Regions from separate parts of the Homo sapiens genome. Here region 1 is linked to region 2. Evidence: chromatin loops called from intact Hi-C (ENCODE). Cell type or tissue: endothelial cell of umbilical vein. All regions are shown on one strand. Each heading gives the region's core, and the rest is flanking DNA. Links, peaks and the distances in the headings are about the cores only. Region 1 overlaps NBAS (NBAS subunit of NRZ tethering complex). Region 2 overlaps NBAS (NBAS subunit of NRZ tethering complex).

What was found. A loop is a pair of places that touch in the nucleus more often than their neighbours do. Peaks named below come from ENCODE experiments on the same cell type or tissue, not always from the same donor. Only the 100,000 strongest peaks of a DNase experiment are listed, where the experiment ranks them.
Region 1: a loop joins it to region 2, with 12 times the contacts of the local background. A loop is called at or near these places in 1 of 110 quality-filtered maps.

The regions. Positions count from the first base shown.
Region 1 is chr2:15,355,221-15,363,559 of GRCh38, reverse strand. NBAS (NBAS subunit of NRZ tethering complex) reads left to right here. Exons shown (of 52, transcript NM_015909.4): 33 at 7,144-7,257. Among named protein-coding and RNA genes, the nearest start is that of NBAS, 200 kb to the left of the region's middle. In endothelial cell of umbilical vein, for the core only: no CTCF peak of the experiment used is centred there; a DNase peak (open chromatin) is centred at 3,369; H3K27ac peaks cover 3,450 bases.
Region 2 is chr2:15,166,428-15,174,766 of GRCh38, reverse strand. It overlaps NBAS (NBAS subunit of NRZ tethering complex), which reads left to right. Exons shown (of 52, transcript NM_015909.4): 52 at 7,444-7,851. The coding sequence ends at 7,719. Among named protein-coding and RNA genes, the nearest start is that of NBAS, 390 kb to the left of the region's middle. In endothelial cell of umbilical vein, for the core only: no CTCF peak of the experiment used is centred there; DNase peaks (open chromatin) are centred at 4,336 and 4,926; H3K27ac peaks cover 2,375 bases.

The sequences.
Region 1 (8,339 bases), core at 119-8,118, 190 kb before region 2:
TTTTAAGTTAAATCCTTTACTCATATTCTGTTTCCACCTTTTTTGACACTATATAATAATAATCAGTGGACTTTATTGTCCTTCATTTCATTCACAAGACCTTTGCATCTGGCTATTTTCACAGACATTCAGCAGATTTTACCACATCTCAAATCAAAAATTAATTGATCTGATAACATAAGAGAAAGGAATGCATCCAAATGAGGTTATGAAAGAGACTGAGTAGTTTAGATACCTGGTCTGTTAGTCATGACTCAACCAGAGGAGCAGAAACTGTAGGAGAGGTACATGTTAAAGACTTCATTACCAGGAATGGGCTTTTACTACTATGGGGATTGGCTAAGCAAGTCTGAAATCCATAGGCAGTCAGTCAGGAAGAGAAGATCAGGAGCAGGAGGGAACTCTGTGGATATGGCCTGAAGCTGTCATTCACAGGTGGGAATCTCTCCCCAACCACCAGCTCTTTCTTTTTTTTCTGACTGTTTTTTGGGTTTTTGTTTACAGAGACGGGGTCTCACTATGTTGCCCATGCTGGTTTTGAACTCCTGGGCTCAAGCAATTCACCTGTCGCAGCCTCCCAAAGTGTTGGGATTGCAGGTGTGAACCACTGCGCCTGGCCCCATCTCTTTCTTTCTTTCTGGAAAACCTCAACCTCTTTAAAGCCTTCCCTGAAGTTCAGTCAGACCCACCAGGATTATCTAGGATAAACTTCTTTACGTAAAGTCAACAGAGTACCGTATTTAATTATATCTGCAAAATAACCTTCACAATACCACCCAGATTAGAGCTTGTAGCCTAGCTAGGTTGACATAAAAAAATTATAATCTGGACCTTTCATTTTTAATTTAATGTATTCTGAAGAAATGCAAACATTTCAATGTTATGTAGGAAATAGGTTTTATATTGTGTTATAGGTGCATTTATTATAGAGAAACATTACATATTCCGTTTCCAATATATGTTACTGTTACTAAATCATGAGTGTGTTATTCTAATAATAGGTTTATGAATCTCAGTGCAACATCATCCCTTTTTAAGAATTTATTTATTTAGAGACAGACTCTTGCTCTGTTGCCCAGGCTGAAGTGCAGTGGGATGATCATATCTCACTGTAATCTTGAACTCCTGGGCTCAGGGGATCCTCCTGCCTCAGCCTCCTGACTAGCTGGGACTACAGGCATGTACCACCATGCCCAGCTAATTAGAAACATTTTTCTTTTCTTTTCTTTCTTTTTTTTTTTTTTGGTAGAGATGAGGTCTCGCTCTGTTTTCCAGGTTGGTATTGAACTCCTTCCCACAAACGATCCTCCTACCTCAGCCTCCCAAAGTGCTAAGATTACAGGCGTGAGCCACCGTGCCTGGCCCTAGAATCTTCTCAGAATAGATTGGGCCAATACTTGCCTTGGATTTTATTTAAACTTATGAAGTACATAAAGAAGATCGATAGGGACATATTTTAAAAGTTTTATTCAACCCTTCCTGTAACATGTTTGCTTTTTCCTCCAAACCATATTATAGCTTAGAAAATCAAGGGCCCTAAACATATTTTCTATTTTTTCCTGGAATTTTTTTTTTTTTTGAGATGGAGTTTCACTCCTGTTTCTCGGGCTAGAGTACAATGGCACGATCTCAGCTTACTGCAACCTCCGCCTCCTGGGTTCAAGTGATTCTCCTGCCTCAGCTTCCCAAGTAGCTGGGATTACAGGCATGTGCCACCACACCTGGCTAATTTTTTGTATTTTTAGTAGAGATGGGGTTTCTCCATGTTGGTCAGGCTGGTCTTGAACTCCTGACCTCAGGTGATCCGCCTGCCTCAGCCTCCCAAAGTGCTGGGATTACAGGCGTGAGCCACCGTGCCCAGCCATTTCCTGGAAATATTAAAAATAATTTTAAGGCTCTTTAAAATATGAAATATATTAGATTTTTGTCCTTTTTAGCCTACATATCCAAATTACATTGTATTTGTTTTGTAGCTGAATTATTTGTCTCATAATTGAAAATAACATTCCGAATTTAATCTGTGCCATTTTTTTGTTTTTGTTTTTTTGAGCCAGAGTCTCACTGTGTCACCCAGGCTGGAGTGCGGTGGTGCGATCTCAGCTCACTGCCACCTCTGCCTCCCGGGTTCAAATTATTCTCATGCCTCAGCCTCCCGAGTAGCTGGGATTACAGGCATCCTCCACCATGCCTAGCTAATTTTTGTATTTTTAGTAGAGATGGGATTTCACCATGTTGGCCAGGCTGGTCTTGAATTCCTCACCTCAAGTGATCCACCCACCTCGGCCTCCCAAAATGCTAGGATTACAGGTGTGAGCCACTGTGCCTGGCCTCTGTGCCTGTTTAATTGAGAATTTACAGTCGTACTGCACAGCAATGGTACATGAAATTTTGGTCAACAACGATCTCATATGCAATGGTGGTTCCATAAAATTAAAATAGAGCTGAAAATTCCTATCGCCTAGTGACATCAGCCGTTATAACACGTTATTCACTTTTTTATGGTGATGGAGATGTAAACCTCCTATACAGCCAGTTGTGTAAGTTTGCCACATATAGTTATGTTGGTACATAATTCTTGGTAAAGTTACTAAATGACTATGTTACTGGCTTAAGTGTTTACTATACTATGTTATTTTCAAAGATGCGCCTCCTGTTTATAAAAGAAAAAAGTTAACTTTAAAATAGCCTCAGGCAGGTCCTTCAGGAGGGATTCCAGAAGGCATTGATATCATAGGAGATGATAGCTCCATGTGTTATGGCCCGAAGGCCTTCCAGTGGGACAATAGGTGGAGGTGGAAGAAAGTGATATTGATGTCCTGACCCAGTGTTTGGGCTAGACTAATATGTGTGTTTGTGTCTTAGTATTTAACAAGAAAAGTTTTAGAAAGTTAAAAAAAAAAAAAAAAAAAAGGCTGGTCATGGCGGCTCAGACTTCTAATCCCAACACTTTGGAAGGTTGAGGCAAGTGAATCACTTGAGGCCAGGAGTTCCACACCATCCTGAGAAACATAGTGAAATCCTGTCTCTACAAAAAATAAAAATAAAAATTTCCTGGGTGTGGTGATGCATGCTTGTAGGCCTAACTACTTAGGGTGCTGAGACAGGAGGCTGCCTTGAACCAAGGAGTTCACGAGGTTACAGTGAGTTATGTAAATATTGATCATGCCATTACACTCCAGCCTAGGCGACACAGTGAGATTCTGTTTTGTTTTGTTTTTTTTTTTTTTTTAAGTTATGGTAACCTATAGTTAACTTATTACTGAAGAAAGAAAAATATTTTTTTACTAAATTTCATGTAGCCTCAGTGTAGAGTGTTTATAATGTCTGCAGTAGTGTACAGTCATATCCTCGGCCTTCACATTCACTCACCACCCAACAAACTGACTCACCCAGAGCAACTTCCAGCCCTGTAAACTCCATCCATGGTAAATGTCCTATACAGAGTTACCATTTTTTATCTTTTGTACAATATTTTTACTGTACCTTTTCTATGTTTAGATACACATAATTCTTACCATTGCATTCCAGTTGCCCATAGTATTCAGTACAGAAATATACTGTACAGGTTTGTAGCCTAGGAGCTATACCATATATATAGCCTAGGTATGTAGTAGGCTATACCATCTAGGTTTGTGTGAGTGCACTCTGTGATATTTGCTCAAGACGGAAATGCCTAATGACACATGTCATAGAATGTATTCCTCTTGTTAAGCAACTCATGACTGTATTTTTTTGAGCCTTTCTATTATGTGCATAACTTGATGCTGGGTATTGAGCATCCAACTATGAACCAACCCCTGTCCGTCAAAAGCTTACATTTTAATAGATAATAAAGATTATTAAAAAGATAATCACAATTTTTTTTGTCCGGATAGCCTACCATTCAAATAAATTGTTTTAAAGAGAGTGAAAAGTAAAGGAATATGTTGAAAGGGCAACGAAAACCTATATTTTATGTAAAGAAATAAAATATTTTATGTAAAATATTTTAAGAAATATTTTCTAAAACTTTTGGGAAAATAATTTTAGATCTTTTAACATGAGCTGAATTTTTCTTGTATATTTTTAGACTCTAGAAACTTACTCTGATAAATAAAAGATTAGTACTGTCAGTGAAACTATAAACTTATTTTGTGTTTAAGGTTTTCCCCCTTTATATTTGTCATTTAAGAACACTCAAAGGGGAAAATACTTTTAAAAGACCTGGCAAAAATGTTTAAAGTCCCTGTTGGGACAAAAACTTTTTCTTCATCTACTTTGTTTCAAATGGTTGGTCAGGTGCCTGTGAATTAATTGACAATAGACAGGAGAAAAACAAGATTTTTTTTACAGATGCATGCAGAAGTCACTTAGTGATTAATAACTCTTGAATAGCAAGAAGTAAGGTTTATATACCAACTTAACAAAAAGGGGGATGGGGTGGGAGGGGCTAGGGCTTCAGTGGGAAAGTATAGAAGGTTCTGTTGGGCTTTTTGATGCGAACTGACAGTCTCTGTTCCAACTGAGTTCTCAGGAAACTCCTGTGGAGGAGGTTTAATTGCAGTTTTATTTTAGGAGGACAGTGCTTTATTCAGATAAGATAAATTCAGTTAGGATTTCTTTCTGCATCTTCTGTAGCTCAAATGTTTTCACTTTGAAATAACCCGCATGCCAGAACTGTGATCCCTTGAGCCCCAAATTATTTTCATTCTGTTAGCCTTTAGAAGGAAAAAAAGTCAAAAATTTAATGTAGATAGTGTGTTGGCTAGCATAGTAATTTTGTGGCTTTTGCAGATCACAGGCCGGTTGGCTCCTCACCTAATAAAAATGAACACAAGCCAGGTGTGTTGGTTCATGCCTCTAATCCCAACATTTTGGGAGGCTGAGGCAGGAGGATTGCTTCAGTCCAGGAGTTCAAGACTGGCCTGGGTCATATAGCAAGACCCTGTTTGTACAAAAAATAAAAAAGTTAGCCAGGTTTAGTGGTATGTCCCTGTAGGCCCAGTGACTCTGGAGGCTGATGTGGGAGGATTGCTTGAACCTGGGAGGTCGAGGTTGCAGTGAGCAGTGATAGTGCCACTGCACTCCAGCTTGGGCAACGGAGAGAAACCACATCTCTAAATAAATAAATACATGCACACGGGCACACGCGCACATGCACACATGTGTGCGCACACACACACATACACACACACACGGCCAAGCAGCTTTCCCAGTCAAGGCTTTTATTTTAGGGTTTGGGCTCAAGCACATGGGAGACAGCAGAGGCACAAGGACTCTGTAGACTCCCTGAAAAAAACGGTAGGGATTTTTTGTTGTTGTTTTTGATTTTGTTTTTAGGCAAAGAGCAGGAATTGATATCTGTGGTAAAGTATGCCGGCTGGGCTGGGCAGCGCAGGTGAGTGGTAGGGTGTGCAAGTGAGTGGTAGGGTATGCAGGTCGGTGTTATTTGGTTGCCATAGTTACCTTAAATAATGGGTCACTTGGTGGTCTGGCTGGTAGCAACAGGCCGCAGATCCATTTCCAGCCTTTGTTCCCCAGGAGAGACACTCCACAACCTTAGTTTGATATTTAGATTTTCTTAAGTCCATTTCCCAGAATTCTTTAAGTAAAAGGCATGGTCAAACATCATGAGAGCACAGAAGAATGGCCATTCTCTTGGTATGACTAAAGCCCCAGGGTTAGTGGTTATATTGCCAGCAAGATAGTGGTGTGGGTTTTGTGATCAGTCGGACAAGAGAAGACAAAAGAAAAAATGCTTGAAGGGGGAGCCATATCCCATTCCTATGTATCTCATAGTGATCCTGTTTACACAGGGTAAAGTTAATAATGTAAGACTTGCTTTAAAGATATTGTAAATTGTATTTTTCATCCTCATTTATATATATATTCATCTGTGTGATTGAGATCCATGGGTGCTGTTAATGAAAAAATTATCCCTGATGCATGTTTAAATGAGAGGCTGAGGCATGGGGATCACTTGAGCCCAGGAGTTTAAGACCAGCCTGGGCAACATAGGTTTTGACCTGTCTCTTCAAATGAATAAACAAAAAATTGTAAGCGAGACTCTGCACTATAGGTACAGGGACTACTGCAATGGAATTTTGCAGTAAGAGAGAGAAATTGGGCTTGTTAAAAGTAAACTTATGCTCATTAAAATTTTAAGGGTTTATTTTCAGCAGACAGCAATTCATGAATCAGGCAGCACCAAACTCACAGTAGTTCAGGGCTCTTCTGAGTGAGTGTGATGGGAAAATTGTATAAGGTGTTTGTGGACAAAGAAAATACTTGATTAGTTAATGTGGGTAGTCTCTAGTTGTAGTTGGTTGTTTCTGATTTTACTGTTTCCATTGAGTTGGGTTTTACTTATGTTGGAACCTCAGTTGGGGCAGATGGAAAATTACAAAGAAGAATCACTGTGGTAAGGAGGCATTCTGGTTAAACCACCTAACAGGGTACAAATTCTTGCCTGAGGGCTGGCTAGGGTGCCAGATAACATCTGGGGGTTGGTGGTGGGGATGAGGGATTTGATCAGATTACCAGGGATGACCAGATATCCAGAGTGGAGGATTCTGGCTACAACTGATAGCAGAAGTTGTGCTAAAATTGGGCTCTCAAGGATATGTCCAAGGACAGGGCCCAGTAAGGCTCAGAGGAGCCCAACGAGAATTTGTTAAGGAACAATCTTTGCCAGTGCTCTGGACAGCATTTGCATTCCAATTTCTAAATAGTAGTTGAATTTTTATGATGAGAAGTTTATTGCTGCATCATCTTCATCCGTTCACTTAATCTGCTGGTCATTATTTTTCAAGCCCTTTTTATAACCTGGTTTCTTTTGGAAACATAAATTTTCTTCTCTTTCCCTTACCCTGGTAATACCAAGACTTTTTTGTAGGGTTCCAAACTACCATGATTTTGGACTTCCTGGTTTGGGTATTTTAATTGGGAACTAATATTAATCATTGATCTCTTAGGAGACTGATGGCTAATTCCATGCTTCATAAGTGGATTGAAAGGTCAAAGCAACTTTTTCCTCTCATCATTTAAAATCCCTGTAATCTCTCTGTTTTATTTTTTAAGTAATTTGAAAGACAGTGTTAACAAGCTCTTCTATCAATTGACGTTGCTTGTCATAATCATTAAGTCCTTTGCTTGGACTTACAGGTGAGAACCCAGAAGAAAGGCGGGGACAGGTTCTAATCCTTTTAGTGGAGCAGGCACTTCGCTTCCATGACTACAAAGCAGCCAGTATGCATTGTCAGGAGCTGATGGCCACAGGTGAGTAGACAGCTTATTTAACACTTTGCTTATGTCCTCTTTATGTGATGGATAATGGAAAAGGTCTGTTCTGAAATCAATTGACCTGATTGGTAAGCCAGCCACATTGAGGCTTGAGATACATTTTATGAGCACTGGTAAGTATATAGGCTGTGTACTTATATGTTAATGTAAACATTTTAACAGATTCAGACATTAAATTTTATTTGAGATTTTGGTTGCTTTCTAGTCCCTATTCAAAACATGCTCGTAATTTAAAAATAATTTTATGCAAAATATTTCAATGCCATTTCCTGTATTTGTTATCTAAGAGAAAATTTAAATTTTTATATTAGTTTGTGTCTATATAGTCAATATTTCCATTCTTTAATTTTTTTTAAAGATAGTGTATTATTTCGTTCTCACACTGCTATAAAGAAATACCTGAGACTGGGTAATTTATAAAGGAAAGAGGTTTAATCGGCTCACAGTTCTGCAAGCTGTACAGGAAGTAGGGCAGCATCTGCCTCCGGGAAGTCTTCAGGGAGCTTTCACTCACAGCAGAAGGCAGAGTGGGAGCAGGAGGCTTAACTGGCTGGATTAGAAGGAAGAGAGAGATGGGGGAGGGACTACACACTTTTAAACAACCAGATCTCAACTCACTATCACAACGACAGCACCAAGTGGATATGATGTTAAACCATGAGAAATTGCACCCATGATCTAATCACCTCCCCCAAGGCCCCACCTCCAGCACTGGGGATTACATTTCAACATGAGGTTTGGATGGGGACACAGATCCAAACCGTATCAGATAGCATAGTGCTTTTCAAACCGATGTTGAGAAATTGGGAAGTGGTTTGCAACTCCAAAATTCTTCATATTGAAATTCAAATTCAAGTCTCTGCAGGATAATCAGATTTTATTGTAGAATAATTTCTCACGTAAAGAACACATTCTTCAGTGTGATAGGGAGTTTTGTTGTTGTTGTTGTTGTTGTTGTTTTCTTATCATGGGCTCTGTACTAAATTGTCAGCTTTCCATGGCTATGCTTGAATATGTGAAGAATATGTGAAGGTCCAAACACATCTTTCTACCCACTA
Region 2 (8,339 bases), core at 33-8,032:
AAAGCTGAAATGTAAACACCAGACCTAACATTCAAAGTCTATACCCCACCATGCTTCTGCTTTTAACCTAAGTAGGAAGGCTTTATTATATTGGAAAAGGGTTATTTCTACAGAGGAATGAAGTTGTTGAAAGCACCTTGAGGCATATAATATTAGCTCTGCAAAACACTAGAGCAGACCTACCCCAACAACTCGCCTAGCTGTGCTTCCTTTTTAAGCCCACTTACTCTCCCAGGCTCCAGCTGAACACTGCAGGGGGCTCTGGGCCATTTTGGGTGAGATTATGACACGAGAGCACCTCCTAAATGAAACCTATACCCCTTTATCTTCAACACATTGACCTTAGTCCTGCCCTGGGGATTTTCTCAGATCACTAATGTCCTTCTTCCAGTGACAGTCCTTCACATATTTGATAAATGTGATTCCTATCCCCTGTAATCTTGCCATGAAGGCACCAGAACCTTCTAGCATTATTTACAGTGGCCAGTGTCCAAGCTGGGGGGAGAACCATAAAGATTTTCAGAAACGCATGTGTGAATCGACATATTTATACAAAACCAAGAAACCTTCCTGTCTTTGGTCCCCTTTAACTCTGTCCAGGTTTCAAAGTTGTGGGTATGTCTATTTATTTCTATCGTTTTAACCTGAACATACAGAGATCTGACTTGTACCTCCTGTCTGGATGCGTCCAGCAATAGGCAGCTCACTCTGCAGGTCAGCCTGGGATTCCTAAACAGCACTAGTGGTTGGTTAATTTACTTGGTATGAACAGACATATCAAGCATGCATTGTGCACAGCCTGGCACTGTGTATGAAGTGAAGAATAGGTAAGACGCTTGTAAAGATGCGATAAAATATTATTATCCCTGTGCTTAAATGAATAATCTCATGGAGAGATTGACATGTGAAATAATAACACGAAGAATTAACGAAGGTAGCAAGGAGGTAGGTACAGCGTGTGGAACTAGCCAGATCAGGGCCCTCAAATCCAGCATGTGGGTTTGGTTGCAGAGGTGATCAAGCTTGGATTTTCAAAGATTGTCTCCGTCTCGTTGTGAGATCGTGAGCAGATGATTTGTCATAGTTTTGGTTTCAGAAGTAGTATTCCATTAAGTGCCATGCCAGGAGTGAAACTGATGGTATGCTGAGAAAATGGAAACTGCATATCATATTCAAGTAAATACAGAATACAAAAATTATCTGTATGTGTTTTTCTCAAGCGTATACTTACGTTGTCCTTTTATTTTTCTACCCTTGTGGTTGATATTTTAATAACTTTTATTAGTAATAGTATATATGAGAACAAGACAAATATGTTTCCCTAAAGTAAACAGTGAAATAGTATTAAATAATCTTGAAAGCAAATGAAATGAGGGCTGCATGCATTATGCTTCTGGAATTTCAGCTTTCCTCATTATTGTAATTACTCTTAGCTTGATATAGATCCATAAAATCAAAGATTTTAAATCAGAGAAGGTTCATTACCTATTGTTGGAAGAGGAATTAAGCAGATAACATTTTAATGGCTTGGAAGACAGCAGTGCTTTGTGCTTTAATAGATTTCTTTCCCAAGATCTGTAAAGTATCATTTATTCTCAAAAATTAATTGCTGACACACAAAAAACAATCTCTGACAGAGATAGCAAGCATTTTACTCATCTTCTGATATATATAAGCCCTTCCCTTTCTAGAAAATCCTTTTCTCATGATTTGTTTGCCTGTATTAACATCAGCTATTTACTGAACCTGGACTCTGCACTTGGCATTGTGCTGGGCACTTAAAAGCTTGTATTATTCCCAACCCTTACAGACAGTGTGTATTTCTGATGTGGAAACTGGAGCTCAGAGAGATCGTCCTGAACAAGGTCACACAGTTGTTTAGTGACAGAACCAGGATTGGAAATTTGTCTCTAACCCAAAAGCCTGTCTTCTTTTCATAGCACCAGACTATCTCTCACTGTAATTCAAAGTTATTTGATCAGGGGAATTAAGTCAACTAATTCTCTGGACTTGTCTCATATTTATTTCTCACATCCAAACCGCATCCAAAAATGACAGAATATATTTTCTTTCTCATGCCCCTTAAGCACCAGTCAACCCACTGGCAGGGCTGTGTGATTTTCCACAGACCATATACCAAAGTCAATTTCTGATCAATTTAAAAGTCAAATGTTGTTAAAAGTCAGAAAATATAAAAATAACATATCAGTTCCTTTGAGGAATTGTAAGTTCTGAGTTTTAAAGCAATAAAACAAGTCATAAAGGAGTAGATCCTTTCCTGACAATATGAAAGTGTAAAACTTCTATACAACAAAAAACAACCGAAACAGAACTGTAAACAATAGGTTAGAATGTTCATGATAACAAAAATCAGGGTTAAGATTTCAGTTATACAGAGAATCCTTCACATGTGAAAGAGTGGGAAGCTGTTATAACTCTCCTAAATGAGTGAATGATTGATTCTTCCCACAACAAAAAATAAAAATGATAGGAAATTTATGGAAAAATTCATTCTTGCAAATAAATTCAAATGAAAGCAACCTTGAGGTACCATTACATATCTCCTAAATTAGCAAGTGATTTTTTCCTATCAAAATATTAACACCTAAAGCTGAGAAGTTCGTGATGTGACACTGATGCATTCCCATGCTGATGTCACCGCTGTAAGCTGGCACAGTTGACATCATTATGTGGTTGTGCTTACATTCATATTTAGAACCAAAAAAATGTTTCAGATACTTTGCCTGATGTATTAATTTGCTCATATTACCCTAACAAAGTACCACAGACTAAGTGACTTAAACAAGAGAAATTTATTTTCCTACAGTTTTGGAGACCAGAAGTCTGATGTCAAGGTGTAAGGTTGGTTTCTTCCCAGGCCTCTCTCCTTGGCGTGTCGACGGCCGCCTTCTCACTGTCCTCACATGGCTGACCCTTGCTTTGTGTGCGTGTCCTGTCTTCTCTTCTTGTAAGGACACCGGTTATATCGGAGTCCATCCTGATGACCTCATTTTACCTTCATTGCCTCTTTAAAGTCCCTGTCTGTAAATAAAGTCACATTGTGAGGTACTGAGGGTAAGGGCTTCGACATACGAATTTGTGCGGGACACAGTTCAGCCCGTAACACTGCAGTGATACCTCCCCTGGTAACTTGTCCTATGCCGATAATTTCGATGAAGAAGAAAGTATGTGCAAAAAAACATTCATGGTAGTGTTTCAGTAATATCAGACAACTTAAAATGGCTGAAATATTTATAGAAGTCAAATAACTTATAACAACTATTTTGCAGCCATTAAAATTTTTAAGACTGAAAACTATGTAAAAAACAATTTAAAAATTCTTAGCATATAATGAGAAAAATAGAATACAAATATCATACGATTAATTGTGGGAAAAAAATCTATGCACATGGACAGTTACTGGAGAGGAAAGGAGGGTGAAATAATTCTCTTGTGGTGACCCAAACATGGATGACATACAAATTACCGTCACACAGCCTGAAGAGCCAGACCTCAGGTGCCTTGGGAGTATGGAGGAAGGAGGAATCAGCTTGGCCAAGAGAGTTAAACAAAATGTCAGCAAGAAGGTGGCATGTTTTTTTCCAACTATTTCCACTTTTTTATTTTTATCTTAAAAAGAAAAAGTAGGTTAGAATGAATAATGCATGGTCAGAGAGTACCAAGCTTCTGTGGCAGATAGTACTAAAGTTTTAGTATGTTTAGTACAAATTTTAGTCAAAAACAAGAAAAAACAAAGACAACTTGAGGCTTAACAAATTAATCCAGCAACTCAGCAGTGTGCTGATGTCACAGTGTTGGAGAGTGCTTTGGGACAGGACACCCAGCACTCGGCTGTGCTGATGGGAAGGATTCTGTCTGGCCTTGGTGCCCTGATATGTAGAAAGGAACATCTTGGCTGTCTATGACCTGTTCCTTCTCTGAACCTCAGACGACTCTTTAAAATGTACTTGTTGGAATGGGTCATTACAAAGGCCATCTCTTTCTTTCTTCTTTCATTTTCTATTTTGTTCCCAAATACACACAGAAAAATTATCTATGCAGTATTTTCCGTGCAGCTGACAATCTTAAAGTATACTCTGGCCATTCTGTATTTCTTGCAAAGAGCCAGGCCCAGGTAGAATGTCAGAGAAAGGAAATAAGATAAAGTCACCCACCCTGCGTTTCCAGCACTTGATTTTATCTGAAGCCAAACCCAAAATTCCTCCCAACCTTTCCCTGCTCACTGCCCAAGCTCAATGCAGGTCAGCAAACGCAGACCTTTATCGTTCTTTAGGGAACCTCTGAGTGGGCCGGGGCCAAGGGGAAGGAAGCATGCATTTCATTTCCGTGTCTTTAGCCTTAGGCATTCTCAGCCAAGAAGGCAAGCAGCAGGCTTTTGGAGAAAAGACAGCCTACCCTGCCCTTCCCCACCCCTTGCCCTCCCTGCCAGAATGAGAGCAGCTTCTGAAAAGCTGGGTATATCCAGCCAGAAACACGGGAAGGATTTGGTTGCACTGGATAGAAACACAAACTATGAAGGGAATGAGAGCAGCAGCGGCCGCAGGCGTTAACAGAACCCCTGTCTCTTCCTCAGGCTGGAAGAATCCATCACTACCTCTCTAGGAGACTGTCGGGCTCCCAGAGGGGAGGGTTAGTGAGTAAACTGAAAGAATAATAAAGGTGTCCCAGCCTAGAAGACGTATTCAGGGCAACAAAGAAAGTATTGCCCTGCAGTGTTCAGATTCTGAGCCTTTTATCTGTGCATCTTATCAAACATGTGCCTGTAGCATCCTGGCACACACTGTTCTGTCCTGCAGGGTTAGGCAGGGGGATTCTTTGTTTTGAAGGATGAACCAAGATAACACATACAGTAACTCAGATGCCCTGTGTGTGTGCACGCATTAGCATGTGCATGCACGTGGCTGGAGGCAGCCACACAGACTGAAAGAATGTGAGCTTTGGAGTGATTCATTCACTTGGGTATTCATTCCACAAATCTTGCTCAGCTCCTAGCATGTGACCACCCATTCTGGACATGGGGATACAGGGGTGAACAGAAGAGACAAGATCTCTGCTCCATAGGAACTTGTGTTCTGGAGGGAAACAAACAATAAACAAGTAAACTAGGCCGAGACACGGGCTTCTAGGCCACTCCACCATGGAGCAACTGTATCACACTTGACCTCACTGAACCTGCCTCTGTCAGAGGAGGTGAGAACTGTCTTGAAGGGATGTCTGAAGACTTCAAGGGCCTCTCAGGGTTCTGGCACGTAGACACCGTGCTGCTGAGGGCAGGAGCTCTGTGGGGTTGAGACTCTTGTTTGCTAGGCATGAAGAGACAGGGAGAGAAGTGGGATGGAAAGAAGGCATTCAGAACTCACAGGCAGCCCCAGCGAGGAGAAGTCAAAGCTCCGTGCCCCTTCCAGCACAAAAGCAAGTCCATTGAACCGGTGGCTTTTTCTGTCATCTAGCTCCTAAAAACAAAAACAAAGGTAAATTCCTGGAGTTCAACCTAAGTGTTTTGGGTCAAAGGTGGGGTCAAAGGTGGGCTGTACAAGTGTTCATGAATTGGGAGGCCGGAGAAAAGACACTGAGGGTTTGCAGAGAGGGTCTTCTGTTCTGGAGTCTAGTTCTATTCAGTCTCTCTGAGAGGTAGGGTCTTTATCGTGTACTTGTGCAGTTTACAAAAATGTGACAAAGTTTCATAATGTAGGTTCACTCAGCCATTTAACAAATGTTAATGAAATGGGGAGCTGAAATGTAAAAGTGATAAAACTTCTGTGCCTTCAAGAATTTCCCAGTCGGTAAGGGAGACAGACATACAAATTACTATCATACAGGCCGGGCACGGTGGCCACGCCTGTAATCCCAGCCCTTTGGGAGGCCAAAGTGAGTGGATCACCTGAGGTCAGGAGTTCGAGACCAGCCTGACCAACATGGTGAAACACCATCTCTAATAAATACAAAAAATTAGCCAGGCGTGGTGCCATGCACCTGTAATCCCAGTTACTTGGGAGGATGAGGCAGGAGAACCGCTTGAACCCAAGAGGAGGAGGTTGCAGTGAGCCGAGATTGCACCACTGCACTCTAGCCTGGGCAACAAGAGTAAAACTCCATCTCAAAAAAGAAATAAATAAAATAAAATTACTTATCATACAGCATGAAGAGGCAGATCTCAGGCATCTTGGGAGTATGGAGGAAGGAGGAATCCTTGGTCATACTCCCAAGTATTGGCCAAGAGAGTTAAAGAAAATGTCAGCAAGAAGATGGCATTGGAGGTGATGTTTACATTGGGTTTTGAATGACCCCTGTGGGTAGTAGGAAAGATTCACGCTATCCGATAGTGGGCAGGATTTTATTCTCAGTACTTCTCTTGCTTTAATTCTCACAGTCAGTAGACAAGTAGACACAGTTGACCTTCGCATCTTCAATAGCCTTTCTTCCTTGTCACAGAACATGCAGGAAGAGCACATTGTGTACAGTTGCATAATATAGTTGGTCTAAACGTTAGTTAATTGGCTTTGACATTATTTCTGAGAGTCCTACAATCCAAATTATTAAAAAGGCACAGTAACGTTAAGAAAAGCCTGTCAGGAATCTGTTTTATGATACCCCAATGTAAGTGAGAAGCTCCGAATTTTGATAATATGATCAGTGTGGACTTGATTCTTTAAAAAAATATTGAAAATAATACATATATTTAGAAGACAAGACCAGGGAGAAAGAGAATACGCAAACTGAAAGAACCTATGAAACCGTTTTTTAAAAGGCAAGGTTGGTACTGAGCTTCCTAGAGGCTGAAGCAAAAATAGTTTAAAACCCCACTGTTGGTTATCTTACTCGTATCAGTGGGCTTGAGGGACATACTCTTCTCTCAATGGAGTACAAAAAAGGTTTTCTTGTTCCAAAAAAATTTTTTTCATGTGTATTTATATTCAAGAAAGATACAGCATTAAAGAATGTGGATCACAGTGAAAGTACAAATGAAACAGTAAATGTGGTTGTTAAGAGCACAGACTTTGATGTCAAGATTGACCCAAATTTACAATCTGGCTCTACAACTGGTTACAATGTTAAGCAAAGTTGCTACACCTCAGTTTCCTTTTCTGTCAATTGGGAGGTAAAAGTGCCAGTCACGGGGTTGAATCAGAAGGCCTTGGTGAAGAGATGCTGGTACAGTGTTGAATAGTTTCTGGCACCCAGTATCTGGAAGCTGTAGTGATGATTGCAGTGGGGTTCTTGTGTCTTCTTATGTTAAGAGGAGCCCCGTCTGTCATCCCAATCTGTGACCTACCTCAGAGGTGCTCGTGACCCACACACGCTTTTAAACCCAGGCCAGGGCATGAATGATGATGAAGGCAGCCCAGTGGAGAGCGAGGGATCCAAGGGGGAGGCGAACAAAGCAAACACCCCCTCACGCTGTGCCTGTCTTATTTCTTGAAGGTGAATGATTCCAATTGTGACCAAGAACTTCTTTCCCTGCTCCTGGATGCCAAGCTGCTGGTGAAGTGTGTCTCCACTCCCTTCTATCCACGTATTGTTGACCACCTCTTGGCTAGCCTCCAGCAAGGGCGCTGGGATGCAGAGGAGCTGGGCAGACACCTGCGGGAGGCCGGCCATGAAGCCGAAGCCGGGTCTCTCCTTCTGGCCGTGAGGGGGACTCACCAGGCCTTCAGAACCTTCAGTACAGCCCTCCGCGCAGCACAGCACTGGGTGTGAGGGCCACCTGTGGCCCTGCTCCTTAGCAGAAAAAGCATCTGGAGTTGAATGCTGTTCCCAGAAGCAACATGTGTATCTGCCGATTGTTCTCCATGGTTCCAACAAATTGCAAATAAAACTGTATGGAAACGATGAGCAAGCTGCCGCTTTTTTAACCTTTTTTTTCTTTCTTGTACTGAGTGGTGAACATATTTTCTTATTGATTAAGAGACTCTTCCTTCCCACCCTCCTTTTTTATTTCAACCTGCCTTTTCTGGATAGAATTCAGTTTATAATGTGTCCACAACTGTAGTTCAGCAAGTTGGATGTGCTGGTGGATGGGGTGGCATTAGGAAGGGAGGGAGTGTGCAGAATGCCTGGCGGTCAAGGCAGGTGTCATGGGTGGAGGGAGGGTGGACCTGGACTCAAGTTTCAGATTAGTTAAATGACCTCGGGCAAATTCTTCCACCTCTTTGAACCTATGTCTATTTTGTAGAAAAATAAGGGTGGTATTATTTGTCTCGTAAAGTTGATAAGTATTATGTGGGGTTGTGTGTGTGAGGCTCTATCAGATACACAGCCGGAGCTGAAGAAATATTAACTCTCTGTCCCACTCACTAGTGTCACAGTATATGAATTAT